Linked DNA regions of Homo sapiens: region 2 is linked to region 1. A link is an interaction called in ENCODE POLR2A ChIA-PET data of the cell type or tissue named here. Cell type or tissue: OCI-LY7. All regions are shown on one strand. Links, peaks and the distances in the headings refer to the core of each region. The heading gives the core; the rest is flanking DNA.

Region 1 (15,276 bases), core at 4,184-12,183:
CACTTGAGGTCAGGAGTTTGAGACCAGCCTGGCCAACATGGTGAGACCCCGTCTCTACTAAGAAATACAAAAATTATCTGGGTGTGGTGGCGCATGCCTGTAATCCCAGCTAGTCAGGAGGCTGAGGCAGGAGAATAGCTTGAACCCAGGAGGCGGAGGTTGCAATGAGTTGAGATTGCACCACTGCATTCCTGCCTGGGTGACAGAGCAAGATGCCATCTCAAAAAAAAAAGAAAATTTGCTAACGTTTCTGGGTCTTTTCCCAAGAACATTGCTTATAACTGCAAAATTTTTCATATGCTTCCAGGATGCCTACAGACACTCCTTTTCCTTCCACATTATCTTGGAACCTTGGACATTTTTTTTTTTTGAGATGGAGTCTCACTCTCCCTCTGTTGCCCAGGCTGGAGTGCAGTGGCTCGATCTCGGCTCACTGCAACCTCTGCCTCCTGGACTCAAGCGATTCTCCTGCCTCAGCCTCCCAAGTAGCTGGGACTACAGGTGCATACCATGATGCCCAGCTTATTTTTATATTTTTAGTAGAGACTGGGTTTTGCCATATTGCCCAGCCTGGGCTCAAACTCTTAAGCTCAAGAGATCCACCTACTTTGGCCTCCAAAAGTGCTGTGATTACAAGAGTGAATGAATGTGCCCAGCTGGACATTTTTTATAGAAGTATAGAATCCAAGCTGCATTTGATACCTACCCTGCCACCTATATTTTGATAATTCTGGGAAAGTCTTTCAACTGCCAACAACTTAATCTTTTTTGTCTTCAATATGACACATTGCCTAGATTTGTGGATTAAACAATATAATGTATATAAAAGTGCCCAGCATCACACCTGCCATGCAGTGGGTCATTTTTATTGATGAATGTAATTGTCGTGTAGAATACCATGTTCTTATTATTTGGTCATCATATTTGTCTTTTTTTGGAAAAAGGTCTCCTGGGAAGTTAGATGATGATCAGAAAATTTCTTGGGAGAGCTTAGAATCAGAGTAGTAAGAGTTAGTGGGCCAAATAGTCTCTGATGTTCTTCAGCTCATAGCTGTTGTGTCTATCTCCATTCCAGTTAAATAAATCAACAGCGGATACTCAGAGAAGCCAAACAGGGCATCTTTCCCCAGAGATGTGGTCCCAAACTCTTCCAAATAGTTTTCTTTTCTTTTTTTTTTTTTTTTTGAGACGGAGTCTGTCTCTGTCACCTAGGCTGGAGTGCAATGGTGCGATCTCGGCTCACTGCAACCTCCACCTCCCGGGTTCAAGCAATTCTCCTGCCTCAGCCTCCCGAGTAGTTGGGATTACAGGCATGTGCCACCATGCCTGGCTAATTTTGTATTTTTAGTAGAGACGGGGTTTCTCCATGTTGGTCAGGCTTGTCTCGAACTCCCGACCTCAGGTGATCCGCCCACCTTGGCCTCCCAAAGTTCTGGGATTATAGGCATGAGCTACCACACCCAGCCCCCAAATTGTTTTCTTTTTCCAGGACTCTAAGCAGACCATTGCTGTTAACACATCTTTCTTCAGGCAGACCCTGGAGCCAGGTTGACTTTTGGTTGTCATCCAGCCATGTCTTACTAACATTACGTTGTGGTGATGTTGACTGGACCACCTCTCATACGGAGGCCTAATTTTATTGCCTACAGGCTATTGTATTTTATTGAGACAGAGTTGTCTCGCTTTGTTGTCGAGGCTGGAGTGCAGTGGCACTAGCTCGGCTCACTGCAACCTCCGTCTCCCAGGTTCAAGTGATTCTCCTGCCTCAGCCTCCTGCGTAGCTGGGATTACAGGTATGCATCACCACACCTAGCTAATGTTTGTATTTTTAGTAAAGACAGGGTTTCAATATGGCTAGGCTGGTTTCGAACTCCTGACCTCAGGTGATCCACTCGCCTTGGCCTCCCAAAGTGCTGGGATTACAGGAATGAGCCACTGCACCTAGACTGGGCTATTTTATTTTAATTGGCAAGTTATGGGGGATTGTCTGTCATCTTTATAAGCAGTCTGTAGTATGTTGACTCTGGTGTTATGGATCTATTTAACATAGAGTCAAAAGCCTCATATTGGTAAACAGCAGTCCCACTGACACTGCACATATGTGAAAACGGCATTTGATTGCAGGGAGGATGGAGGCATGGATGCTGGGACAACCTCAGGCTTTAGTGTCAGACTGATCTTATTAGAATCTCTCCCTGCCACTTACTAGCCTTTGGGCTCAGTCATTGACATAGGTATTATGGGACCCTATCCACGGTCTCCTGTGAATACTTGCTATCTGTTCCTTGCTGTTGGTTCTCGTGATTGTTAAGGTTTGTGGCTACTCACATTTCATGCTTCTCTTAGCAAAGCTACGTGTTCATGGCCCGGAAACCTGGCTTTGCTTAAAAAGACCGTTTGATCTCTTCGTTTGTTTTTGGCAAGTGACCAGTTGAAGTAGTTTTTTTTTTTTCAGAAGCATGGGGGAGGAAGGAAGGAATAATTGCCCACTATCTGTCATAGCGGTTTATCATCAAATAAATTATATTGCATTCCTCTTTTAACCAATTAACCCAACTGGTGATAAAGTAGTACGGTAAGTCCTCACTTAACACTGTTGATATGTTCTTAGAAACTGTGTCTTTAAGCAAAATGACACGCTGTATGCCCGTGGAACTTGAAGAAAGGAACTTGACTTTCTATTTTTAAGAGGTCTTCCTTTAGTGTCCAGGCTGGAGCGCAGTGGCATGATCACGGCTCACTGCAGCCTCAGCCTCCCAGGCTCAAATGATCCTCCCACTTCAGCCTCCTGAGTAGCTGGGACCACAGGCATATGCCACCATACCCAGATAATTTTTGTATTTTTTGTACAGATGTGGTTTCACTGTGTTGCCCAGGCTGGTCTCGAACTCCTGGGCTCAAGCTGTCTTCCTCCCTTAGCCTCCCGTAGTGCTAGTATTAGAGACCTGAGCCACTGCCTGTCCCTGACTCTTGTTTCTATCAATTAGCCTGTGGCAAAATTAGTTTTGTTACATAGTATGTTGTTTTGCTTAAAGTTGCAGTTTTCAAGAATCTATTGCTGAAGTTAAGTGAGGGCTTAAAAACTGTATTATATTCTGTGGAATACAGAGTACTGTATGCATAAGAACAGTTTATATGCTTGGATTATTTGCTGTGGAATTAAAACACTTTTATATTTATTAGGAAACTAAGACTGATTACCTTAGTTTTTCAGGGTTCACAAGTTTGGTTGGCTTTACAAATCTATGCATGCATTCATTTTAGGTTGGTTAGTACCGCAGTCCTCAGGAATTTGAAGGTGGCTCGTAAACTTGGGAGGGAAAGTGATTTTTGTTTTGAGAGTTGGGTCAGACCCTAAAGAATCATTACTTAGGGCTGACTGGAATTAATTAACCTGATCTTTCTGCTTTCCTTGGATTGCATCCAAAATCAACCCTGGTTGGTTTCTGCCAGCATTAGCTCCTTCAAAGTCTGCCTCTCAAAGATGTGTCATAGACTACAGCCCATGACTAAAATTTACCAAGCAAGGAGAACTGATGACTGTGTTCTTGGTTTGATGCCAAAAAGTACTCAAAGATTTTTCCAACATGGTTTATGGCACATTGACATTTATTTTCAGAATCAGTGGTATTGTTTTGCTAACTCTGTCACCCTATTGGTAAAATCAATCGAAAGTCTAAGTCAAATACTAAATCACATTTATTTAAAATAAAGATTGGGGCCAGGTGCACTGGCTCATGCCTATAATCCCAGCACTTTGGGAGGCCAAGGCAGGAAAATTGCTTGAGCCCAGGAGTTCAAGACCAGCCTGGCAACATAGTGAGACACCCCTTTCTACAGATAAAAGAATTAGCCCGGAGTGATAGTGTGTACCTGTGGTCCCAGCTACTTGGGAGGCTAAGGCAGGAGGATCTCCTGAGCCCAGGAGGTTGAGGCTGCAGTGAGCTGTGATCGTGCCATTGTACACCAGCCTGGGTGACAGAGTAAGACCCTGTTTCAAATTAAAGAAAAATAAATAAACATTGAGTCTTAGTTCTTATTGTCAGCCTGAAATCTCCTGTATAGTCTTAGAACGCCTGTCATATTTTTTAGTTTAATGTGCAAACCTCATTTTGATTGAAGTGTAACTAAGTAGTTTCTATATTTGAAATGAGAATGTTTTGTAAATAGTGGATGTTCATGTGACCAGTGAGAATTTCGTTTGTGAAGTTTGTTAGGGTCTTTGGAAAACTAGCCCCATGTTCAAATCCCTGATTACTTTGTCCTGGAGGGCCAGGAATGGTCTAAATGTTACCTTTCAAGTACATTTGATTTCAGAATTAGGTGATGCCTGAGAAGCAGAAAGGCCAACCCCTTGTCATTTTTGCCGCTTTATTTAACTTCTTGTAGTGGACATGGTCTTTGCTGAGGCTGCCGGCTATGAACTAGATGGGGCAGAACAGAACGTGAAAGGCAGAGAACAGCCACGTCCCATTGTTAACACAGAAAACAAAGAACAGAGTGTGAGATACCTAGTGATGCCAGCCGTATCCACTGAGGCCTCTTCCCACTGTTTTTTCTCTTACTTGCTTCTTGAAGTCTTTCTCCCAGAGTCACAGAAGGTTAGGGCCACTCAGGGTTGGAAAGCTCCTGCCACTTCCATTTTCGGAAGCCACTGGTATGTTAAAAAATGAAGGTAGTGTGGAAACAAGGTTATAAATATTGGGGCACATCTGACGCTAGTTGGTGGCACATTTTAAAGGCTTGTGCTTAACAAGTTAATGAATGTGTCATTTATAAAATACTGGGTACTTTCATTTTGCCTTCTGCAGAATGTTTTAAGGATTTGTAAAGATGCATGGGTCCACTCACTGTGCATGCCAGGAGCTTAAGCTTGGAATAGGACATGTGCTTATTGATGTATAAAGGACGTCTCTGTCTTTTGGCCTCATTGGGGTTTCTCTGTGACAGCCTAAATAAGGCCATGATTCTAAGCATGGGACCCTTTGTGGATGTGAGGGCTGCCCCTCCCTTCTTACCTCTTTCACTCAAGGAACTACCTTCTATTCTGAGGATGATTTGTTTGTCTTTGCTATCCCATACACTGGTGTTCAACTTTTAGAAAATGTCTTATGAAGGGATAGAGGGGCTGTGTCAGAGTGTATTTAGCTCAGCTATGTTCTCCAAACAGGGCTATAGTTGGTAAAAATATTCAGAGTTGGGGATCTGCTGCCAGCCTGCCTGGCTTCTAAGCCCAGTTCTACCACTTATAGCTGTGTGACCTTGGGCAAATTACTTAATCTCTCTGATCCTCAGTTACCACATTTTAAAAGATGGAAAATAATTGTTATCCTCCTCATGTGTTTGTTGTGGGGATTAAATGAGGTAAAATACTTAGCATAAGACGTGACATGTAGTAAATGATATTCCAAATAATGTACAAAAGCAGTAAATTAATATTATTTGTCACGGAGAGGCTGAACACCATCTCCAGGCGTAAATTTCAAAAGGCACGTTTTGAAAGTCATAGGAAAATTGCTCACTAAGGTTTCAAAATGGCATATGTGGGCCAGGCATGGTGGCTCACTCCTGTACTCCCAGCACTTTGGGAGGCTGAGTGGGGTAGATCACTTGAGGTTAGGAGTTTGAGACCAGCCTGGCCAACATGGCAAAAACTTTTCTCTACTGAAAATACAAAAATTTTTATTGTAAAATACAAAAGCTGGGCGTGGTGGCACACGGCTATAATCCTAGCTACTTGGGAGGCTGAGGCAGGAGAATCACTGGAGTCTGGGAGGTGGAAGCTGTAGTGAGCTGAGATCATGCCACCTCACTCCAGCCTGGGCGACAGAACAGGACTCTATCTCAAATTAAAAAAAAAACAAAAAACCCCACACAAAATGGCAACATGAAACAATAATAGAAGAAAAGTGATTTTTGATTGTTTTTATTGACAATTTTGAGTTCCTTACTCATTTTTGTAACTTCACTGCACATTCCTGATTTACTCCTTCTCTCTCCCTCTACTACTGAACAGGAAGATGTGGCACTCAAAGGCAGTGGTTTTTCAGGCCAGGCTTTATGGAATCCCTGAATACCTTCCAAATTCTCTTAAATCAGAGTAGCTCAAATTTTACATTTTATTCTTCATAATTAAGTTTTATTTTTCAGAACTAAAGTTTCCGTGTTTAGAAAAAAATCCCCAAAACAAAAAAGCCACTTCTCTAAGAGCAAGGAGTTGGAAAGGGAACCAAAATTTACTGCTCTGACGTTTTATAAAGGCTCACATGCTGGCTGGGCACGGTGGCTCACACCTGTAATCCCAGCACTTTGGGAGGCCAATGCGGGCTGATCACCTGAAGTCAGGAGTTCAAGACCAGCCTGGCTAACATGGCAAAACCCCATCTCTACTAAAAATACAAAAATTAGCCAGGCGTGGTGGCGCGTGCCTATAATCCCAGCTACTCGGGAGGCTGAGACAGGAAAATCACTTGAACCGAGGAGGTGGAGGTTGCAGTGAGCTGAGATTGCACCACTGCACTCCAGCCTGGACCATGGAGTAAGACTCCATCTCAAAACAAAACAAAAACAAAAAACAAACAAACAAAAAGGCTTACATGCCTGCATGCATAAATGGAAGAAGATCTGGGTCAATAAATGTGATATTTGTGTTATTCTATAATATTTGGCTTCTGAGAAGTATGTAAAACAAATGCTTTGTGACTACTGACCTGAGAATCCCTCTCTGGATTCCAATATTTTGAAGAATATATGGTTATCATTGCCTTGTGGATAAAGGCATAGCGTCAGATAGTTAAAGTTGAACCTTGGGAATCATCTCACGTTAATCTCCCTAGAGATGCTGGTCAACTTACATAAACATGTAGAACTGATTCTTGGCAAAATCTGGGCTTCTGACCACAGTTTATGCCACTGTGCCAGATTGTTTCCTATGGCCATTATTTTATCAGCTCAATAGCAAACAGGCAGAGAATAAGCAGGCCTTAAGACAATTATAGGATACCTAAAACCTACCAAATCACATATTCTGTTTTCTACAGTGTGTGTCCAAGAGTCCCCAAGACATAAATACAACTCCCAAGTCTCAAATAGCTGTTGAATCAGAATGCCCCCAGCATCAATAGTTGTATTAGATGGAAATGTTAAAAATGGGGCCCAAAACAACCTGATGAAAAAATGGGCAAAGGGCTTAATAGATATTTCTTTTTTTCTTTTTTTTTTTTTGAAATGGAGTCTCACTGTGTCACCCAGGCTGGAGTGCAGTGGCATGATCTCTGCTCACTTCAACCTCCACCCACCGGGTTCAAGCGATTCTCCTGCCTCAGCCTCCTGAGTAGCTGGGATGACAGGTGCTCACCACCACACCCAACTAATTTTTTGTATTTTTAGTAGAGAAGGGGTTTTGCCATGTTGGCCAGGCTGGTCTTGAACTCCTGAACTCAGGTGATCTGCCCACCTCAGCCTCCAAAAGTGTTGGGATTACAGGCATGAGCCACCGTGCCTGGCCAGATATTTCACTAAAAATACAAAAAATTAGCCAGGTGTAGTGGTGGGCGCCTGTAATCTCAGGTACTTGGGAGGCTGAGGCAGGAGAATCGCTTGAACCCAGCGGGCAGAGGTTGCAGTGAGCCAAGATAATGCCACTGCACTCCAGCCTGGGCAACAGAGCAAGACTCTGTCTCAAGAAAAAAAAAAAGGTGAAGATGGTAAATTTCTCAGACTTCACCACTCTACAGTTCATTCATGTAACCAAAACCACTTGTAATTCAAAAGCTATTGAAATAAAAAAAATGGGAAATTTCATGTTATGTATATTTTATCACAAAAAATTTTTAAAAATTTGAAAATTAAAAAAAGGAGCCAAAATTTAAACCATAATAAAAAGATGATGCACTTCTTAAAAGAATGTTACAGTAAATGAGTCTGTAAGAGAGGAATCTTTTAATACCATAATGATTTATTATAATATAAATAATAACTACCTACTTTATTAGGAGTTTTCCATTCATCACAACGTATTTGTTGAACATTTTCTGCATAGTATTTTTTTTTTGAAGTGGGACAGCACATCTTTGCATTTAGGTATGTAGACTTTTTTTGTGTTGTTTCTAGAAAGGAAATAGTACTGCTTCCCTGGGCCAGGTGCAAACTGAAGAGTAATATATTTAGAAAATTAGATTACAAGGCTGGGCACTGAGGCTCACGCCTGTAATCTCAGCACTTTGGGAGGACAAGGTGGGTGGATTGCTTGAGTTCAGGAGTTTGAGACCAGCCTGGGCAACATGGCAAAACCCTGTCTCTACAAAAAATATAAACATTAGCTTGGTGTGGTGGCGCATGCCTGTAGTCCCAGCTACTTGGGAGGCTGAGGTGGGAGGCTCGAGCCCAGGAGGTTGAGGCTATAGTGAGTGGTGATTGTGCCACTGCACTCCAGCCTAGGTGATAGATGGAGACCCTGTCTCAAAAAAAGAAAAAGAAAATTACAAAAGAGAGAGGGGTGGGTGTGGGATCAGGTGTCTTTTTATTTTCCCCTGTCATATATTAAGCCACTTAGTCTAAATTTTCACTGGGTCAGCCGTGTTTTGCTTTTGTCAGAAGACAACTGTGTTTGAGGTCAGGATCCCCAGATTCTTGTCCTGAACAGTTTAATAAGCCACTTAACTTTGAGTAGAGGCTTCTCCCCATAACTGTGAGGGACAAACATCATTGCCCCATGGAGCTCATATTGTAGAGTGTAGAATAATGGCAATACATAAAAAGTAAAATAGGCCGGGCACGGTGGCTCAACCTGGAATCCCAGCACTTTGGGAGGCCGAGGCGGGTGGATCACGAGGTCAGGAGTTTGAGACCAGCCTCACCAATATGGTGAAACCCTGTCTCTGCTAAAAATACAAAAATTAGCTGGGCGTGGTGGCGTGTGTCTGTATTCCCAGCTGCTCAGGAGGCTGAGGCAGGAGAATCGCTTGAACCTGGGAGGCAGAGGTTACAGTGAACTGAGATCGCGCCACTGCATTCCAGCCTGGGCGACAGAGCAAGACTCTATCTCAAAAAAAAAAAAAATAAATAAAGGTGAAACGGTGCATTTTATATAGGGTGGTCAGGGTAGGCCTTACTAAGTAAGAAGGAGTTTTTGTTTTTGTTTTTGTTTTGAAACGGAGTCTCACTCTGTCCCCCAGGCTGGAGTGCAGTGGCGCGATCTCGACTCACTGCAACCTCCACTTCCCGGGTTCAAGCAATTCTCTGCCTCAGCCTCCCGAGTAGCTGGGATTACAGGCACCTGCCACCATGCCCGGCTAACTTTTGTATTTTTAGTAGAGACGGGGTTTCACCATATTGGTCAGGCTGGTCGCGAACTCCTGACCTCAAGTGATCTGCCCGCCTTGGCCTCCCGAAGTGCTGGGATTATAGGTGTGAGCCACCATGCCCAGCCAGAAGTGGGGTTTTGAACAGATTCAATGGGGGTAAGGGAGGGGCCCATGAGATATCTGGGGGAAGTGTTCTGAGCAGAAGGCATAGCTGGTGCAAAGACCCTGTGGTCCAGTGAGCGAAGGGAAGAGTAGATGATTTCAGAGGTCGTGAGGGGGCATGTTGAGTATGGCCTTGCAGGCCATGGTGAGGATTTGGCTCTTTCCTGGAGAGAAGTTTTGTGCAGGGGAGTGACCTGCTCTGACCAAAGACAAATCTAACTATTATATTAATAACAGATTGTAAGGGAGCAATTGTTGAAGAAATTGTTATAATGTTCTTAATGCGGTCTCCTCAAACTTCCCCAGCCAGTCCATTTTTATTTATTTTTTTTAGACGGGGTCTCCCTGTGTCATCCAGGCTGTAGTGGCGTGGTACAAACACAGCTCACTGCAGCCTCAACCTCCTGGGTTCAAGTGATCCTCCTGCCTCAGCCTCCCAGTAGCTGGGACCACAGGCATGTTCCTCCACACCCAGCTAATTCTGTGGAGATGGGGTTTCGCCATGTTGCCCAGGCTGGTCTTGAACTCCTGGGCTCAAGCGATCCACCTGCCTCAGCTTCTCAAATTGCTGGAATTACAGGCGTGAGCTTCTGTGCCCAGCCAAGCCTATTAAATTTTATTGAAAAACAAAGTATTGAGTACTCTGAAGGAAACTGAGTATTTATAAGGAAATTTAGTTGCCAGATTGTTTTCTAGTGCATTAGTCTAGTGTGTTCTAGTCAATATGCTACAGAGAATCAAAAATTAGAGGTCTGTTTAGGTCTGCCTAATGCAAAGATGGGTCATTTAAAATTAGGAATGATACATTCTGCAACTTTCTAACATAAAAGTGATTGGAAAGAGTCCTTTCTTCTGCAGTGTTTCAGGTAATTTATGGATTGACCAAAAAAATACCATCCCCACCCTAACATGTAGCATTGGATTCAATCCCCATTACTTAGCCTAGAGTTCTAAGCCTGTCAGAAGGGAGGGGCCCTCGCAGAGGAGTGGGGCAGTTCTCTGCAGCGCAGCTTCTCTGGGCCTGCCGAGTTAATGTTGCCTCATGTCTGCCAATGATGTTGTTGAGCAGGATAGGGTTCTCGTTGAACCTTGAAGCTCAGTGCTGACCATATCACCTCCTTCTGCTCTGGGGCCTTACTTCACCATTTAGGAAGAACTTATACCAGCTCTGTTCACTGTTTGTATAAATCCATTTTTGTACTGCTATAAAGAAATACCTGACAGCCTGGCCAACATGGTGAAATCTTGTCTCTACAAAAAATACAAAAATTAGCTGGGCGTGGTGATCTGTGCCTGGAGTCCCAGCTACTGAGGAGGCTGAGGTGGGAGGATCACTTGAATCCGGGAGGTGGAGGTTGCAGTGAGCCAAGATCGCACCACTGCATGATCACACCTCTGTCACTGCCTGGGTGACAGAGTGAGACCTTGTCTCCAAAAAAAAAAAAAAAAAAAAAAAAAGAAAAGAAATGCCTGAGACTAGGTAATTCATAAAAAAAAAAAGAGGCTCAATTGGCTCATAGTTCTGCAGGCTATACAGGAAGCATGCTCGACTTCTAGGGAGGTCTCAGGAAACTTAAAATCATGATAAGGTGAATGGAGAGCCAGACATCTTATGTGGGGGAGCAGGAACAAGAGGGGAGAGGTTCCACACACTTTTAAAACAACCAGATCTCGTGATAACTTCCTCACTTACTATCGCAAGAACAGCACCAGAAGGATGATGCTAACTCATTTATGAGAATTCAGCCCCCATGATTCAGTCACCTCCTACCAGGCCACCTCTGACACTGGGGATTTCAGTTGAACATGAGATTTGGGTGGGGACACAGATCCAAACCTTATCACTCTGATTAAAAGAATGCTTGCAAATACTGGGCTCTTTCTCAACCCAAACCCAGTATCAACAAAGCCCTATTTTATTGAGTGGAGTGTGTTGAGGTGATGTCCCTGAATAATATCTATTTCTAGCTGTCCAGAATTCCAGAAAGCCCAGTTCTTCCCTTCCTGTATTGGAGTAGCTACTGTATTTTGTATTTTTCTCTCTGTCTCTCTCTTTTTTGAGACAGGGTCTTACTCTGTCACCCAGGCTGGAGTGCAGTAGCATGATCATGGCTGACTGCAACCTCTATCTCCCAGGCTCAAGCGATCTTCCTGCCTCAGCCTCCTGAGTAGCTGGGACTACAGGTGTGCACCACCATGCCTGTCTAAATTTTTGTATTTTTAATAGAGATGGGGTTTCGCCATGTTGCCCAGGTTGATCTCAAACTCCTAGGCTCAAGCAATCCTCCCACCTTGGCCTCCCAAAGGGTGGAATTACAGAGGTGAGCCATTGTGCCCAGCCTATTTTGTATTTCTCTAGCAATCTTTAATTAAATTTTAAAAAATTATGACAGTAATGCATAATTATTGTAGAAAATTTAGAAAAAAAACAGAAATGTAGAAAAAACCACCTGAAATTATGCTCTGGGAGAGCCATTGCAATGTTGTTTATTCTATTAATTTTCTTCTTAAGATGTTATAAAGATAAACATGAACAAGGCTGAAATAATTAGGACCTCAAAAAGAAAGTTTATGATCTCACTTTCTCACACACACACACACAGGTATATGTTTTTATCTATAAGAATGTATACATATTCTAAATATTGAAAGTATAAAGGTAACTTCTGACTGTAAGAAAATAAAAGGACAATCTAAATTATGTCATATACAGCTAAAATGACATAAAAATAATCCTTTGTTGGCCAGGTGCGGTGGCTCATGCCTGTAATCCCAGCACTTTGGGAGGCTGAGGTGGGCAGATCACGAGGTCAGGAGATCGAGACCATCCTGGCTAACATGGTGAAACCCTGTCTCTACTAAAAATATGAAAAAATTAGCCGGGCGTGGTGGCGAGCGCCTGTAGTCCCACCTACTCGAGAGGTTGAGGCAGGAGAATGGTGTGAACCCGGGAGGCGGAGCTTGCAGTGAGCTGAGATCCCACCACTGCACTCCAGCCTGGGTGACAGAGTGGGACTCCATCTCAAAAAAAAAAAAAAAAAAAAAAAATTCCTTTGTTTATATAAAAAAGTGAAATGTGACCATTCCTTTCACATGGCATGCATTTGCATTTCCTGACGTGATTACCAGGAGGTGTTATTTGGGCTTGGTGCTTTCAACAGTGAAAACGTGGTCATCTACTGCACTGGAACTTGTCTAGTTTCTTTTTGACTTGACAAGGCTGCCTGCCAGAGAGGTATGCAGTTTTTCTTGTGTTTGACCCAAGTTTGGCGTTATATTTATTTTTCTAGAAGTTGAGAGTCTGATGTTCTTTTTAGTTCTCTTTCTCTTTGTAATTTGGTAAAACGTTTTCTTAGTGGAGTGCCAACTCCTGTGACATTTTTGCTTCTGCAGTTGGCCAATTAGTGTTAGGAATGGAGGTTTCTGGTATACTCAGCCTAGTGAAGGCACAGAACATATTCAAATTTAACCTCAGAATAATAATTATTTGTAAAAGTTCTGAGAAAATTATAATTATGTATAATACATGGGTAAAAAAGAATAAAGCAAAAGGAAAAAATAACCAAACTCACTGAAACTTCAAAGCAAAGCAGTTTGAGGATCAACCTTTAAGAAATGCCAGCTATTTCAAAACACGTTAAGACGTATAAGAAGTTAGACATAGTTCTGAACTATAATAAGGCTTTAGCACTTATTTGTTAAAGTAAATTAGAATGGTGTTGGATAAATATATAAAGTACCTGGTGGATGATTTAGCAGAATAAATTTTGAGGCTAAATTTTATCTTGACATCAGAAGTGTAGCATTGCATGTTATAATTGAAAGGCAGGAAACATAATCTTCAGAAGTATTTTGGGAAATTGTACATAACAATTTTTTTTTTGAGATGGAGTTTCGCTTCTGTCACCAGGCTGGAGTGTAATGGTGCGATCTTGGCTCACTGCAACCCCTGCCTCCCTGTTTCAAGCGATTCTCCTGCCTCTGGCTCCCGAGTAGCCAGGATTACAGGTGCCCGCTACCATGCCCAGCTAATTTTTGTTTCTTTTTTTAGTAGAGATGGAGTTTCATCATGTTGGCCAGGCTGCTCTCAAACTCCTGACCTCAGGTGATCCACCCACTTCAGCCCCTCAAAGTGCTCGGATTAGAGGCGTGAGCCTCGGCATCTGGCCCATAACATGCTAAAGCTGCAGTGGTCACTATTTCATTCTTCCTAAGCCCGCTGATGAGTTTTTTAAGGCTTCTGCCTAATGCTGTCTTTTTCTTTGCTGTGCTATTCTGAGGCAACTTCATTTCTGCTGTTGTTTCTCTAATAAATATTTTCTTACAGGTTATTTTCATTTGACTCACGGTTGTATGTGTGTAAGTTTTAAGCCTAAATCATTTTTATTGTTAGTTTAAGGTGTTTTTCAACCAACTAGAACCAGATCTGCCAATTCCCTGTAACACTGCTGCAAAATTCAGTCTTTTCCTAAATGTAGATATTTGAACTGGACGCCCAAACATAATTTGCAGATTTTACCATTAATATCCTTACTAAAAACACTCTCCTGCCTTTCATTTGATCTAGAAGATTCTAGTAATTTCTAGAAACCTCTTTTTTTTTTTTTTGAAACAGTCTCTGTCACTCAGGCTGGAGTGCAGTGGCATGAACATGGCTCACTGCAACCTCCACGCCACCATAACCTCTGCCTCCTAAAATCAAGCCATCCTCCTGCCTTAGACTCCTGAGTAGCTGAGACTATAGGCATGTGCCACCATGCCTGGCCTAATTTATTTAAAAAAGTTTTTTTGTAGATATAGAGTCTCACTATATTGCCCAGGTTGGTCTTGAACTCCTGGGTTAAAATGATCCTCCCACCTCAGCCTCCCAAGGTGCTGGGATTACAGGCATGAGCCACCATACTGGGCTGATCCTCATCTTTTCTATCTTCCTGTCATTATAATCAATGACCTGGAAAACTAGAAGAAAGGAAATTCTGGCATTGGCAAAGCAAGTGTGCTTACTTGAGGGTGCATTGTGAAATTAATTAGTGGGTACATCCCCAGGTTGGCAGCAAAGATCTGTAGCTGCTACTTTGGAGGGTGTGGGATCTGTGCTCAGCCACTGCCTGGCTGGTGGCTTCTGTCTTGCTGGAGCCAGGGGTAGGACCTAAATTTAAGAGCACGAAACTAGCCATCAATTGGGAGGTTCACATGTCTAGCTTTACCTGACTCTCATTCACACTCATTTTTTTCTTTGGAAAAGGAGCATTGTTCAGCCTGTGAAATTAGAGATGCAGGGTAGGGTGGATTGTATAATTCAACATTCTACTTAAGTTTGAATAAAGTCATCCTTGCACTTTACATTTGTGCTGTCCACTTCACCTTTCAAAGGTCAGGAAAATTGCACTCATTATTAAGTACCTTTTGGAATTGATACTCTCATCTATTTTTTTTTTTTTTTTTTGAGACGGAGTCTCGCTCTGTCACCCAGGCTGGAGTGCAGTGGCGCGATCTCGGCTCACTGCAAGCTCTGCCTCCCAGGTTCACACCATTCTCCTGCCTCAGCCTCCCGAGTAGCTGGGACCACAGGCTCCCGCCACCACTCCCGGCTAATTTTTTCTATTTTTTAGTAGAGACTGGGTTTCATGGTGTTAGTCAGGATGGTCTAGATCTCCTGACTTCATGATTCGCCCACCTCAGCCTCCCAAGATACTTCCATCTTTATAGTTCCTCTGCCTTGTTTTAGTGACTTCAAATTTCCTACATTATTTTCTAAACTCAGGTGTACAATTTTCATCACAAAGGCATTACATGACCAGCCATCCTG
Region 2 (15,276 bases), core at 4,606-12,605, 760 kb before region 1:
CTGTCAGTATAGCTAGAAAGACCAAGATCCCTGCCTTTTGGAGCTAATATTGTTGGGGAGAAGAGGTGGGAGAGAATTTCATTATTCCTTTAGCTGACCAGTATAATAACGTTGTGTGATACGTTACCACATAGTACTGGAACTGAATTTTTTTTTGTTAGCTTCGTTATGATTATGAGCTAATTTGGATCCATTCTGTCTATAACTTTTGCAGGTTTTTCTGAAAACCTTACATGAAGTAAGTGACTAGTTTTGGTATTCAGTAGTTAATAGCTGCTGATTTCTAAAAGAATTTTTCATTACTGTTTAATAAGTATTAATAACATTCCTAAGTGATTCCCATTGGAAAGAACTATTACAGTTTATGGCCCTTTGTTACAGATAGATGTATATCTCAGTGTTAGGGTGTTTCATAGATTTATCTTACTAACCGTGTGCTTATAGACCTTCAAAATTCCTGTCTTCCAGATTGGCAGTCTTGTTCATAACTACAGACTGCGTGAGTTGCTAGTCAAAAGTAGTTAATACCTAGTGTTCCGTAAAGAAAAAATATGGCCGGGCGCAGTGGCTCACGCCTGTGATCCCAGCACTTTGGGAGGCCGAGGCAGGTGGATCACCTGAGGTCAGGAGCTTTGAGACCAGCCGGGCCAACATGGTGAAATCCCATCTCTACTTAAAATACAAAAAATTAGCGGGGCGTGGTGGCGGATGCCTGTAAACCTAGCTACTTGGGAAGCTAAGGCTGGAAAATCGCTTGAACCTGTAAGGCCGAGGTTGCAGTGAGCTGAGATCGCGCCATTGCACTCCAGCCTGGGCAACAAAAGCGAAACTCTGTCTCAAAAAAAAAAATTGTTTATGGTTATACATATGTACATCCTTAATTGTTTATGGTTCCACATATGTACATATTTAAAAATTATTGTATTTTACATCTGTTGTTTGGATGTATACTTACTGTAATTTAAGGGAAACTGTAGTTTCACCAAAAGTGTCAAGCACTCGGCCGGGCAAGGTGATTCACACCTTCACACCTGTAATCCTAGCACTTCGGGAGAGGCAAGGCAGGCGGATCACCTGAGGTCCTGAGGTTAAGAGTTGGAGACCAGCCTGGCCAACATGCAAACCCCTGTCTCTACTAAAAATACAAAAATTTGCCAGGTGTGGTGATACACGCCTATAATTCCAGCTGCTCGGGAGGCTAAGGCACGAGAATCACTTGAACCTGGGAGGCAGAGGTTGCAGTGAGCCAAGATCGTGCCACTGCACTCCAGCCTGGGCAACAGAGTGAGACTGTCTCAAAAAAAAAAAAAAGAAAAGAAAAATTATATATGTTTAAGATGTACATGATGTTTTGATATATGTATACATTCTGACATGATTACTACCATCAAGCTAACACATAATCACCTCTTTTTTTTTTTTTTGAGATGGAAACTCGCTCTGTCACCCAGGCTGAAGTGCAGTGGCACGGTTTCAGCTCACTGCAACCTCCGCCTCCTGGGTTCGAGCGATTCTTCTGCCTCAGCCTCCCCAAGTAGCTGGGATTACAGGCGTGTGCCACCACGCCTGGCTAGTTTCTGTCTTTTTAGTAGAGATGGGGTTTCACCATGTTGGTCAGGCTGGTCTTGAACTCCTGACGTCGTGATCCGCCTGCCTTGGCCTCTCAAAGTGCTGGGATTACAGGTGTGAGCCGCCACGCCCGGCCAATAGTTCTGTTTTTTATGTCTGTGTGATGAGAACAAGTAAGATCTACTGCCATAGCAAATGTAAAATATGTAATATAGTATTATTAACTGTTCTTAACTGTGCTGCACATTTGATCTCCACAATGTATTCATCTTAAAACTTGTATCCTTTGACCAAAATCCACGCCCCCATTTCTTTCATTCCCCAGCCTAGGCCTTAGAGCAAGACTCTTGTCTTAAAAAAAAAAAAAAATCTCAAGCACTCATCTCAGATTGTTTTACAAAATTAACTTGTAAAAAAATATAGAATTGTGTTTTGAGATTGTTTTCATTGCAAAATAGAGTGGTAATTGAACTTACTGGATATTTTATAGATACTACTCCAGATAAATTCCCATCAGTAATATCAGATTCTTTTTAGTGTTTTGAGTGCATTTTTTTTTTCTTTTTTGAGACAGAGTCTTGCTCTGTCGCCCAGGCTAGAGTGCAGTGGCACGATCTTGGCTCACTGCAGCCTCCACCTCTTGGGTTCAACCGATTCTTGTGTCTCAGTCTCCCAAGTAGCTGGGACTACCGGTTTGCGCCACCACGTCTGGCTAATTTTTGTATTTTAAGTAGTGATGGGGTTTCGCCATGTTGGCCAGGCTGGTCTTGAACTCCTGATCTTAGGTGATCAGCCCACCGCTGTTACGCAAAGTGCTGGGATTATAGCTGTGAGCCACCGCGTTTCAGCCTTAGTGCGTATTTTAAGTATACCTTCATCATTGTCTGTAGAAGTTATAATACACAACAGTTTAATGCACAATTTGCATTTTTAAATAGACCTTTTCCTAGAAGTTCTTTTTAAGATGGAAGACAATAAGGACGTTTCTGTATTTGTAAGCTGTTGACAAAGGAAAAGTTTATTCCAGTTTATAAGCTTTCCCGCCTTGCACAAAATGTATCATTTCACATCTTTTTGATAATGTTTAAATTTTAATTTGTATGCAGAGGAACAAGGACCACAAAACTTTTTAAAGAAAGCAGGCTGTAATTGTGAAACTTCTGGAAATAATGTGGGTCTGGATCAAATAATTCTGCCCCAGGGAGTCTCTTCCTTACTCCTGGGCTTTGTTCCACTATGTAGGATTAGTTGCTTTCAGGTGAACCTTTTATTATCTTTATCTTTGAAAAATCATTTCTTACCATTTTTACTGTCTGGGGTTTTGCCCACATGGGTTTGATGAGCTTGATTAGAATTGGAGAGGATACGTTTGAATGAAAATGCTGTCCTTTCCTGTATCAAACGGTAATAAAGCCTTTCTTGGCCTAGCCTTCAGAGTTTGGGAAACCTGTTATGAAGGTGACTGTCTCCAGAATGTAATCAGGCTCTTAAGATCTCTACCCTGGGGTCCTGGAAGTAGCTTCAGTTAGTTTATAAAAGCTTGCTAACTCATCAGGAGAAAGAGTGTTATGATAAAATGCCCACTCCCTAATGCTAGAGGAACTCCACTTGTGTAGCATGGACAGCAACTGTTTGGAAGTGATTGTTAGCTGGAACATACAGGGCGACTCACATTAGTGAAGGAGTTTTATGTTCATTTGTGATATACTTAAGAACAGGAAGAGTCTTAAGGACAGATGGGTACAGTTAATCTTTTTTTTTTTTTCTTTTCTTCGAGCTACAGAAATGTTTGCCAGATTTGAGGGAACAGCTTTCATCTTCATAGTAGGTTTCTCTTTCTTAGGGAAGGTAGTTGTTGGCATAGTACTACCTGGACTGGTACATAGAGGAAAGCTGGATGGTAGTCTTGCAGATCACACTGAGCAGAGAATTAATTATAAATTTGCTTTTCATTTTTCATGTTATGAAACAAAGTGAAACAGATTCATTAAAGTGTTACTTATACTTAAACTAATACTGTTTATAGTTTTGGGACAGCCAGTATTGTCATAGCTGTTAGTACTACTATGACTTTAGAAGTTAGAAAAATAAAAGCATACGGTTGTTATTAACAAAGTATTTATTTTGTCTTGTCTTTCTAGATAGCAGTTCAGAGGAACCTGGAAAATTATTAGTACCAATATTGAATTAGAAACTATTTAAGTAATATGAAATATAATGTAAAAATTTGGCTTTTTAAGTAATACATAAATCACAAACTTGATTCAAACAAATTAGAGAATGCTTCATTTGTTTGTACATCATTCATTAAATGAAGTTAAGGGATGAAAGCATTTGTCCAGTTCAGGAAGATTATATGATTAAGGCTAGAAAAAGTGGTATGCCTTTTTTTTATATTATACATTGGGGGACTTTAAAGGGAATTTTTTGTTATTTTCATTCCAGAGTACATGGATGGTCTTTAGTAGTCCTGTTAGGTTTATATAAAAGTTACTAGACAATTTGTAGTTTTAAATAATGCAACTTTTTTTTAAAAGTAGTTCTTGTTAGCCCATTGTAAGGTCAACAGAATGTAAAGGTATTACTAGTAAGAACAAATCACTGAGTTAACACATGAATTACAATTAGTTATTAGTCTATCAGTGTCTTGTGAAAACTATTCAACCATAGTCTGTTAAAGCAATGAATTTATTTTAGTAGCTTTTCTAATTATAACAATGATGTATATTCCTGGTAGAAAAATTGATAATTATCTAAATGTACAAGTAGGGAAATAAAAAAAATCACCTGTAATCCTACCACTTGGAAACAAACAACATTAACATTTTCATGTGTTTTTGGAATTTTAATTTCATATTGTTGGCTGAACAGACAGTAAAATTAAGGTAAGATAATCATTGTATATGCTGCTGTTAAAAAATTTCTTACTGTAAATTTTTGAAAACATAGTTTTTAATGACTATCATACTTCAGTTTGCTTAACCATTTCCCTATTGCCAAATATTTTGGTTGATTCCAGGGAGTCCATATTTTTTCTGTTAAAAAAGATTGCAACTATGACTATTTAGACACATAAATATTTGAGTCCATCTATGATTATGGAATTATTGGGCTGCACGTAACTGAAATATATTACCTAATTGACCTCCATAAGGGTAATAATAATAGCTAACACTTTCTAAATGCTTATCATGTACTCTGCATATCTAAACTTAATCATTTGAGCAAACTCTATTGAATACTACTATTATCTGTTCTACAAATGAGGCTTTGAGAGGCTAAATAATTTGCTTAAGGTATTCTTCCAAGTGGCAGAACTAGGATTCTGACCCAAGCAATCTGGCTCTAAAGTGAGCACTCTTAAGAATTAATTATATTTCTCAAGGTTGTATCCGTTTAACTTCTGTGTAGCAGTATCTTACCCAGCATAATGTATGTTTAATTTTATAGGTGAAAAAATAGTACTTTAATGCTTTAATTTGCATTTCTTTGACTACTTAGGAGAATAAAACTATGAATAGTCTGTAGAGAATTTTCATTTACTTTTGCACTGGAGTATTCAACATATGAATATAGGGATGTGACTAAAAAGTAAAGAGACTGAAAGCATAGTAGTTAAGAGTGTGGGCTTGAATACCAGCTCCATGTCTTTCTAGCTGCATCACCTTTTTTTTTTTTTTTGAGACAGAGTCTCCGCTCTGTCACCCAGGCTGGAGTGCAGTGGCGTGATCTCAGCTCAGTGCAAGCTCCACCTCCCGGGTTCACGCCATTCTCCTGCCTCAGCCTCCCTGGTAGCTGGGACTACAGGTGCCTGCCACCACGCCTGGCTAATTTTTTTGTATTTTTAGTAGAGACGGGGTTTCACCGTGTTAGCCAGGATGATCTCGATCTCCTGACCTCGTGATCCGTCTGCCTCATCCTCCTACAGTGCTGGGATTACAGGCGTGAGCCACCGCGCCCGGCCTCTAGCTGCATAACCTTTAACAAGTTACTTCTTGTAGCCTCAGTTTTCCCCTGTGTAAAATGAGACTGCTAATGAGACCCACCTTACAGGTTTGTTGTGTGATAAATAAAATAAAGCTTTAAAATAGAACTTAGCAGATAGTTAACTATTATTATACCAATATTTAGCCACGATTAGGCCAATATTAAAATTGGATGTTGTTTTTGCAAGCAGTTACATCGAATGCCATACACTTATTTTAGCGATCCTGTCATTTTATTGTACAACTTCTAGAACTTAAGTTTTGAAAAGCCTGCAGAGCCAGTTTGTGAATCGTTCTAAGAAAGCATTCTCAAAGGATATGGGTTTAGTACCACTGGGATACTTAAAGAATCCTGTTGGCTCTTGAGGGGTGGCTTCAAAAACAGAAGTTCATATATGATTCACATGTAATCCTTAGAGTAAGTGTGTAACCTCTTGTAACTTTATTGAAGGAATAAACACTCATTTGGTTTGCATGTTCTATAATATGTACGTTAAATGTGCATCTAAAAACACATCTAGTTTTTCTTTTTTCCTTCCTTTCCTCCCTTTCTCCTCCTTCTCCTCCCCCCCCCCCCTTTTTTTTCACTCCTGAACTAGGTTAGGTTGTGGTCCCTGTCCAAAGCTTATGCCAGACATCGTTTTGAACCATGCAGCATTTAGCATAGTGTGAGTGGTTAGTGAATGATTGATTACATGAGAAACTAGTCCTCTAAGCCAAACCATAGTAATTGATAAATTCAGTGAGTCAGCGCAAATGATGCTCTGAAATGTTTGAAGTTTTTGTAACTCTAAGTGAAGTCTTAAGATGTAGTAGAGGGTCGTTAAAGATCATGTGGCACTTCTGTATGTAGCAGGGTAGTCAGCCTAGTCTCCTGGAAAAATGAGTTGAAATTGTCAGTGACCCTGAATTGGGAGTTAGAAGACTTAGTCTGCGGTCCAGTCTTTCTGTTTACTAGCTGTGGTCTACATTTCACTTCCTCCACCATGACTGTTCTTCGCATCTCATCCCTTCCTGTCACACTGTTAAATTGTACACTCTGGTCCCCTATTTCTCAGGCTTATCTTTTTGAATTGAGGTTTCTATTACAGTCCTTGAATTATTGGGCCCAGATGTGGTTTATTGCCACTTCCATCATCATCTTTTTTGGCTTGAGAATTACTCTCCTGCTCTCTCCCTATGACCATCTGACTTCCTGAACTCATGCTCCCTCAGTCATTGAGGAGTTTAATACCTTCCTCACAGATACTATGTTAATACATTCCTCACAGATATTATGTCTAGCCTCTATTTTAATTTTGTTCATTGCATGTGGAAGTCATTCATTTATTCAATTTAAAATACGTTTATTGTGTGTTGCTGCTATGGGTCAGGTCCTGGATCTACAGTGGCGATCAGACAGGCTTGTATTGCAGGGATCTTCACGCTTAGAGCTTGTCATCCTACTAGTTTAAAAATCTTCAAACTTCCATTTTGCATTTTATCCTAGCTCTTCTGTTTGTTAGATGTAGGACTTTGAGCAAATCACTTAGTGTCTTGTCTGTTCCCTCTTTTGCAAAAAGGAAAAAATGATGATACCTACCTCATAAAATTGTTTTAAAGATGGAGTTAATACATATAAAGCTTCTTAGAATAGTGCTTGGCACATAATAAGCATTATACATAAATGCAAGGTGTTATTATTTAATTATTCTATCTTGTTGCTTGGTTCCTTCTCACGTTAATGTGCCCTTTGATCTCAGGAAGACCCATTTATTCTCCCAAGCCATGGTGCTGTCACTTCCACCTATGTTACCAGTTGCCCCTTTCTTACTACCTCCCCAGAACAAGGCCAGAAATAGCAGCAGAAAGCATCTTGGATCGTTCTACCTATTTGCCCCCACTGAACATATTTTCTAGCTACTCCTGGAGAAAATTGCAAGACAGTGGTCTCTAATTTAGCTGGACTCTCAGTGCCTCTGAGCAGTTTCCTTTATGTCCCTGGTCAGCTTCCTCTCCCCTTTCTTGCCTGAGCTATTCCAAACTTTAATCATTGTCCTTAAGCTATCTCTTGAGAATTCTCAAATTGCTCTTACTTCAAGAAACCTAACTACTACATCAGTGTGAAAAGGAATGTAATTAGGTGAAAGTTCGAAGTTCATTCAGCATTCTTCCCTTTCAATTATATTATTTAATCTGCATCTTTATTCATTCTCGACTCCTTCCCTCTGGTCTCAGAGAAGGAAAATGTCTTTTTCCTGTCTTCTGCATTATAGTAACTACCTCCTTTCACAGCCAAGATTCTTGAGAGAGGAGTCTCTATTTCCTTTTTTAGAGCATAATTTTCTTGAGGAGGCCTCAGTCTTTTTTATGACTTTGATCAGTACAGCAGTACGCACCCAGCATATAGTACACAATGTTGAATAAAGGAACTAACAGACTCTTTAAGTTTGTTTCCTCCTCTTTAAGATGAGAACTACAGCAGTCTTTCACAAATTGTGAGGATTAAATGAAATCATGTCAGAAAATGCTAATAGTGGTATCACTATGACATTTAAAAGAATTTCCCAATCATAAAATCAAAATTTTCAACTATAATTCTGTTTCATGTAGGGCAGTTATTTTCAAACGTTTACAGGGAGCCTGGAGGGTGTCTAGGACCCAGGAGGCCTAGGAAGTGTTAAGTAGAAATCTTTGAAAGCTCCCTCTGTGGTCCTTGAGAGCAGCTCCTGTGTTACCATTTGTATATGGGGTTCTGTAAAAGATTTCATTTTAAGAAATGCTGTTAACCATTGCTTTAAAATCACTAGTAATAATTATTAATGAATCTTTTTTAAAGGTGAGGAGAATACTACTTGCTCAACTTGATAACGGTTAATAGGAAATTGAGAACTGATCCTGTAGTTGCCTTAACTCCTAATCCAAATCTGTTGCTACTAGACAGCATTCTTTTTTTTAAATTCAGTTTTAAAGTTGAAAATGTAACTAAGCAAAACTTCCTAATTTGACCTCCATTTAGTACTTGTAATCATTGAGAAAGGATTGGACCCAAATTTACTCTTTAAATGAGAAATGTTACTGCTGAGCAGATGAATAAAACGACTTCAAAGGGGAATTTTTACCTACTTTAAGAAAATATAAGATTCCTTAGAGATACTTTCTTATAAAAGCAAGCCATCATTGCTAAGAGGAATTCCTTCACATATGTGTTTGTAAGTCATTCTTACCTAAAACAGCTCTTAACTGAGCAACACTTAGCCTCTTCTGTTTGCCCTGTCCTCTCCAAAGTAATGGTGAAAAATTCCTTTTTCTTTTTCATCTCCAATTCCTTTCCATTTCCACTAGAGGTTGCCTTGTAAGATTAGTGACAACTTGTTGAATGTCTGACTTGTGGTAGGCTGTTTTAGATACTTTTAACTAATTATCTGAAATCCTGAAAACAATTTTAAGTATAATGTGGTTACTCCTGTTTTAAATCTATTTGGGTCTCAGAGAGGACTAGTAAAATATTTATGATATTACATATACGCCTAGAGAAGGGCAGAGTTGGGATTCAGATTCTAGGTATGTCTGACTGAAAAGTTCATGTTGTTTTCATTATACAGAAAATTAATTCTAAGGTTACCTTTTAAATTATTAGCCAGGGGCAGATCTGGGGACGCTGAAGCTTATACAATGCACTACTCTCTTTACAAAAAGAATCTACCTTCAGGTTCCAGGAGTTGGAAGAAGCCTTCGTAAGCTTCCTTCGTAAGCTTAAGTTTTACTGGCTTTAAGTAAATGGACCATTTATAAAAGTTATGAAAAACTTGGGAAATGTGTATTGTTCAGTAACATTTGAATATATAACTTGTTTAAGGGGACCTTAGTGTGTATTGACTTGAATAAAGCAGTCAAAAGCATAACCTGTAAGAAAGGCTTATTATTACTAGTTGACCTATTTATGAGTTAACACTTTGCTACTTTAAATTGTAAGGCCGACGACACACATTAAAAAAATTTGGTTAATAGAAATTTAAGTATATACTTAGCAAAAAGTGATTCCTTGAAGTTAATATGTCTAAAATACTTTGATTTTTGATTTTTTGTCTTTAAGAATATACTAAAGAGATAGATTAAACAGTAAAATGTATTAGAAATACAAAGATTAAATTCTCTAGTAATAATTTACTACTTTTGGTGTACGCAAATGCAACATGAAAGAAATAATGCTTTTTTGATGAATGCTATCACTAGCCAAATAATAATTTGTGTGCTCTTGTGTTAGTATTTTAATTTTTGAGGGCTAAAAGTGACTCTTGAAATCTTTTTGTGGTGCTATAACAAAATCCTGCAGACTGAGTAATTTATAAAGAACAGAAATGCATTTTCTCACATTTGTGGAGGCTGGGAAGTTCAAGATCAAGGTGCTGCAGGTTCTGCTGTCTGGAGAGGGCTGCTGTCTGCTTCCGACACGATGTCTTGATGCATTGTCCTCTCGGAATTCTTTGGTGGGGACGAATCCTGTATCTGCACATGGCAGAGACAGAAGGGCAAAAAAATAAACTCTCTGTCAGCCTCCTTTATAAGGCCACCTAATCCCATTCACAAGGGTTCTACCCTTATGAGTTAATCACTTCCTGAAGACCCCACCTTTTTTTTTTTTTTTTTTTTTTCTCTCACTCTCACCCAGGCTGGATTGCAGTGGCTTGATCTTGGCTAACTGTAGCCATGCCCTCCAGGGCCTAATGGATTCTTTCACCGCAGCCTCCTGGGTAGCTGGGACGACAGGTGCAGGTCAGCAGCAATTTTTTTTTTTTTTTTTTAAGAGACAGGGTTTCACTGTGTTGCCCAGGCTGGTCTCAAACTACTGGGCTGAAATGATCCACACACTTTGGCTTTCAAAAGTGCAAGGATTACAGGCGTGAGCTGCTGCACCTGCATTGCCGTACCTTTTAATACTGTTAAATTGATGATTAAATTTCAACATGAATTTTGGAGGAGACACAGGCATTCAAACCGTGGCAGAGACTTTTGAGAGAATCTGTTCTTTCTCAACAGATGAGCAAACAGGGGTCTAGAGAAAGTGGTTTACCAAGGGATACACTCCTGACTTGAATTTATGGAAGGACCATGACCAGAAGCTTGATTTCTGGTTAAAAGCTCTTTTCTCTTTAGCAGACTGAAACAAACATGTAGCCGTAATAACTCAATGTTAACACTGGCCTATTTAATTATAAAATGATTTCTCAGTATTGAGCACTCTGATTATTTGAGTTGACATGGTACCCTGGAAGGACACTCAGCTTAGGACACTTGGACTCCTTCATTGCTCTGTGTGATCTTGGATAAGCTTCCTTAGCCTTAGTTTCTTCTTTGTGAAATGAAGAGGTTTTAACTTGGGGTTACCTTAGGCTTATTCTAGCTCCAAAAATTTCAGTAAAAGACAATTGTGTTTATACATAAATCTAGGCACCGACTACTAGTGTCTTTTCCTGTGGCCTTTGTTTGAAATATTTTGTGTGATGTTGCAAAAATTACTTACTTTTTAGTCTTAGATTTTTCTTTATGAATGGTATGGTTCAGTGATGATGGTTAAGTTCTAATGTGAAGCAGTGGGAAAGTTAGCTGTGTTCTTGTGTACATTTTTTTTGGTGAGTTGACAGTTGTAGGAAAGTTTTAAACAGACTTATAGCAGATTTTTGTAACAATTTTGTGTCATAGACCTTTTGCTGTCATATCTTATTTGATTACAGTTAGAATCATTCAAAGACAGAGCAAACTATGGCAGTTCGGTATTTTGTATGTTTTTTTCCTTTCCCTTTGGGTTATGTGTAATTGATTTAGGTACAATCAATTTGTCATTGTCTTACAGTTTATAGAGTTTTTATACATTATCATAGATGAATGTGTAAAAAGTAATTTTATATACATGTGACCCATGTATAAATAAATAGTAGTGTTAAATAGTATAAATAGTAGTGTTTTGGATTTCATAGTATATTGGGAAATACAACAAATTTTATTTTGAAGTGTTGATTTTAGATATAATCACTAATTTTCTTAATATAGAGGGTCTGTAAGTACAATGTTTGAATTCTAGTTATGATGACTACTGTGTTTTTTGGATAAAATGTGTTTAAGGGAGTCCTGTAACATCTCTATTTTTATGGGTGGAAATAGCACCAATAGTAGGACAGTGACAAGCTTTTTACCTCAGTGAGAGTACTTACATTATTGTATCTTATTTGTTGTGGTCATTATCACATTTTGAAATGTTATACATACCTTTTTTTCTATATATGCAAAAGTCATTCACAGAGATATAGTCGAAAGAGTTGTTAGTACTTTTAGCTCAATTGCTCTGTGACTTAAATGGACTTAAATAGGCTAATCTGGAAGCTTGACCTTGTGTCTTTGAAAAAATTGTTTCACATTTCCCACATTCTCAAATTGAGTTTTGGATAGCCTACTCATATTGAGGACTGAAATGCAAATCATAATTGAACCTTCTATTGATGATTTAACTTTCTCATTATGAATGTTACTGTTCTGTAATGTAATGATACTAGAGCCCAATTGAATGTCGATCAGGTTGTGATTTCATGGAATTGTCCCATGCTGCTGTGCTTTTCTAATTGATAATCTTTTTTTTTCTTTTTCCTTGGCATCAGCTCTTTTTTTGGCAGCACTCCCCCACTCCCATCTGTTCTCCACTGTAACCAGAGAAACCAGTTAACCAAACATCAGTAGTTTTTACATTCAGTTTTAAGTCACTAATCAAGGCTATATGTCTCTTCTACATAGGCAAGGAAGAAACAAACATATTTATTGAGCAAGTGCTGTGTGCCAGATGCTTTCACAGACTTTCTTAATTACCCCACAGTCCACCGTCTCACGTTTCTCTGGCCACAAGCAAATGAGGAAAGTGAGCTTTGAAAGGTTAATTTGTTCAAAGTCTGTTTGAATGTGTCCCACTGGGCTGTTTTTCTCAAAGCTTGGATCTTTGGCTACATTTTTGATGGTTGATGTTGCTTAAGGAATAATTGATGGATAAATGGTATTATTGCAGATGTCATAAGTAGTTGTATACTGTTTGGTCATCAAATAAGACTCCTTATCATTAACTGCAAATGGACTGTATTCAGATCATTTTTTTTTAATATTATCTATACATTGTGCCACGCATTGTAAGGGGTACAATAACATAAAGACCTTATCTACTGTGAGGTGCTTACAGTTTGGGAGGGAGCTTCCTTATGTAATTAATAGTTTAGTTGTATCAGATTTAAAAAATACTGCCATTCCTCAGATGCTTGTACCAAAGCTTTTTTTTTTTTTTTTTTTTTTGAGACTGGAGCTTGAAATTAAGATCAAGTATTTTCCCTTGTTTATTTTTTTTCTAGCTGTGTCATTCTGAATTGCCTGGAATTTCAAATTCTCACCCTTTCCCCCACCCACCCTGTTCTAAATTTTTTCTTGTAGAAAATTATTCACAGAGGACTAAAGACTTCTTGTCCTTTGTATGTAGTAGATGTTAAGAATTCACTTCTTTTCATTTAGTTTTAATTTGTCTCATGATGTAGTTCTCTCAGTAATCACAGAACCTTCAAGATGTGTAAGTATATAATAGACTGACATCCTTTCAAATTCAGGCATTTTGAAGGTTATATTTTTTATATCATCTGAAGTAATGTAAATGAAAAGATTTTGCTTTAAAGAAAACAAAGACCATTATAGATTTATTTTTGTTATTGATACTTTTCTGATGGGAAAATTGTAATCCTGGATTGGAGGGAGGTAAGGAGGCAAAGATCACTTTCAAAAATTAAATTCTTGACTTGGTTTTTGAAAGTCTTACTAAACTATAAACATTTAAGAATCCTTAATTATATTTTTCCTTTAAAAAAGCTTTTGTTTCTTTTTCTGCTGAATGAATTTAATTTGCTTGCTGATCATTTTGTAACTTGGCCTTCTTGGGGAAGGGTCCTGTATACATCTGATAATTAGATAGCAAATATTACATGTTTGTGTATATAGATGATAAATGTGTGTGCAGTTTATTTTATTGTTTTGCTGACGCATTAGTTGCTAGATCCCTTAGTGTATTTGCAGTTATTGCAACTTAATCAGTTTATCAATGGGATTAAAGCCCTGCTCAAGTAATTTAGAATGTTACTTTAAAAGAATGTTACTTCTCTTTTAAAAAATATATTAATACATAAAGTTAGAGCCTTTAAATTTTATTGCTCCTGGAATGAAGTATAGCTTAAAGTTTTTATTGTTAACATATTGATGAGGTGAGAGTTGAACATTTAGGCATTTAAAAAATTTTTCAGTAGCAGTTAATGTTGCTTCTGTGTCAGGGATGGGCAAGTGGAAAGATTAAAGCTCATTAGTAACATAATTATTTTGCCAAGGATGTTGACGTGCATTTGATGCCAAGACCCGATCATGTGTATGTATTAATCTGCACTTGAAGCCCATTTCATTTGATATGTAGTTTTTGGACTTATTTGATTTAGGGAAAGATTGTAGCTTATTGATCTGCTTCTGAAGGGCCTATTTCGTCTACCCTTTTTTTCCCAGTTAATATTTATTAGTAAAATTAATGATTAAGCAGCCTTCTGGGTGAGGCCTTTAGGTGAATGGGAAAAATCTGAAAATATTGCTTGATGTAAAATTTAAAAGTGTGTTACTTGTACACTACTTCTGTTAGAAAAAGATTTGATTATTTAAAAATTAGATTAATTGCTGAGGGTAAACACATTCAACCGTTTTCCTGTATCATTGTGCCTTATAAGTAAAAAGTTTGTGTTGTCAAAATTACATTGGTATAACATGGATAAAGTAGTATTCATTCAACAGACATTTGTTTACAACCTTCTGTGTGGCATTGAAGAAAAATGCATAATCTCTTAAGCTCATAGTCTAGTGGAGGAAGATGCATGAACAGATAATTCAGCTACATGGGAGTGTAGTGATGGTTACAAACTGTCACTAGTAGTTATAGACTATCACCACATTCCCATATAAACGAAAATACACTACAGTTTATTTAGTGTATAGTTAAGTAAATACAGTTTACACTATAAAATATCACGGAAGAACTGAGAAGGAGTTGTTAACTTTGCTTGAGGAGTTCAGTGAAGGATTCCTAGAGGTTATGACACCTAGCTGTGTTCAGAAGATATGTGTAAAGAATCAGATAAAGAAAAGGCAAAGCAAAGGAGGACCAAAAGCAGGGGGGAAAAAAGACATGGGAACTGAAATAAGTGGGGAGGGGCTGTGACAGTGATGGAAATAGAGTGAGAAACAGCAAGTTGTATATTTAAGAATTCCCATTGGTTTAATGTTGTTGGGAAATACATGTCAGACAGGTGTGGATAAGTGAGCATAAACTAGGTCTGTGCCTACTATGCTACCATAGAAAGGTTTTGAACAGGGTCATGGTGTGCCTATGTTTATTTTGATTGTGATTTTGAGGGAAGTAGATTCCATGAGGTTGGAGTTCATAGTGTTTGGAAGGCTCTTGCAGTGAACTAGGTGAAAGGTTTTTTTTTTTTTGAGACAGAGTCTCACTCTGTTGCCCAGGCTGGAGTGCAGTGGCACAATCTCGGCTTACTGCAACCTCTGCCTCCTGGGTTCACGCCATTCTCCTGCCTCAGCCTCCCGAGTAGCTGGGACGACAGGCGCCCACCACCACACCCGGCTAATTTTTTTGTATTTTTAGTAGGGATGGGGTTTCACCGTGTTAGCCAGG

Evidence for each region. Peaks named below come from ENCODE experiments on the same cell type or tissue, not always from the same donor. Only the 100,000 strongest peaks of a DNase experiment are listed, where the experiment ranks them.
Region 2: POLR2A ChIA-PET joins it to region 1 with 6 read pairs; 1 of 35 experiments calls an interaction of 5 or more read pairs at or near these places.

Annotation. Positions count from the first base shown.
Region 1 is chr2:223,803,517-223,818,792 of GRCh38, reverse strand. All of the region lies in intron 1 of AP1S3 (adaptor related protein complex 1 subunit sigma 3), which reads left to right. Among named protein-coding and RNA genes, the nearest start is that of AP1S3, 26 kb to the left of the region's middle. In OCI-LY7, for the core only: no CTCF peak of the experiment used is centred there; DNase peaks (open chromatin) are centred at 8,142 and 11,132; H3K4me3 peaks cover 1,417 bases; H3K27ac peaks cover 1,813 bases.
Region 2 is chr2:224,567,544-224,582,819 of GRCh38, reverse strand. The region is part of intron 1 of CUL3 (cullin 3); the gene reads left to right. Among named protein-coding and RNA genes, the nearest start is that of CUL3, 10 kb to the left of the region's middle. In OCI-LY7, for the core only: no CTCF peak of the experiment used is centred there; DNase peaks (open chromatin) are centred at 6,499 and 8,219; H3K4me3 peaks cover 4,181 bases; H3K27ac peaks cover 3,743 bases.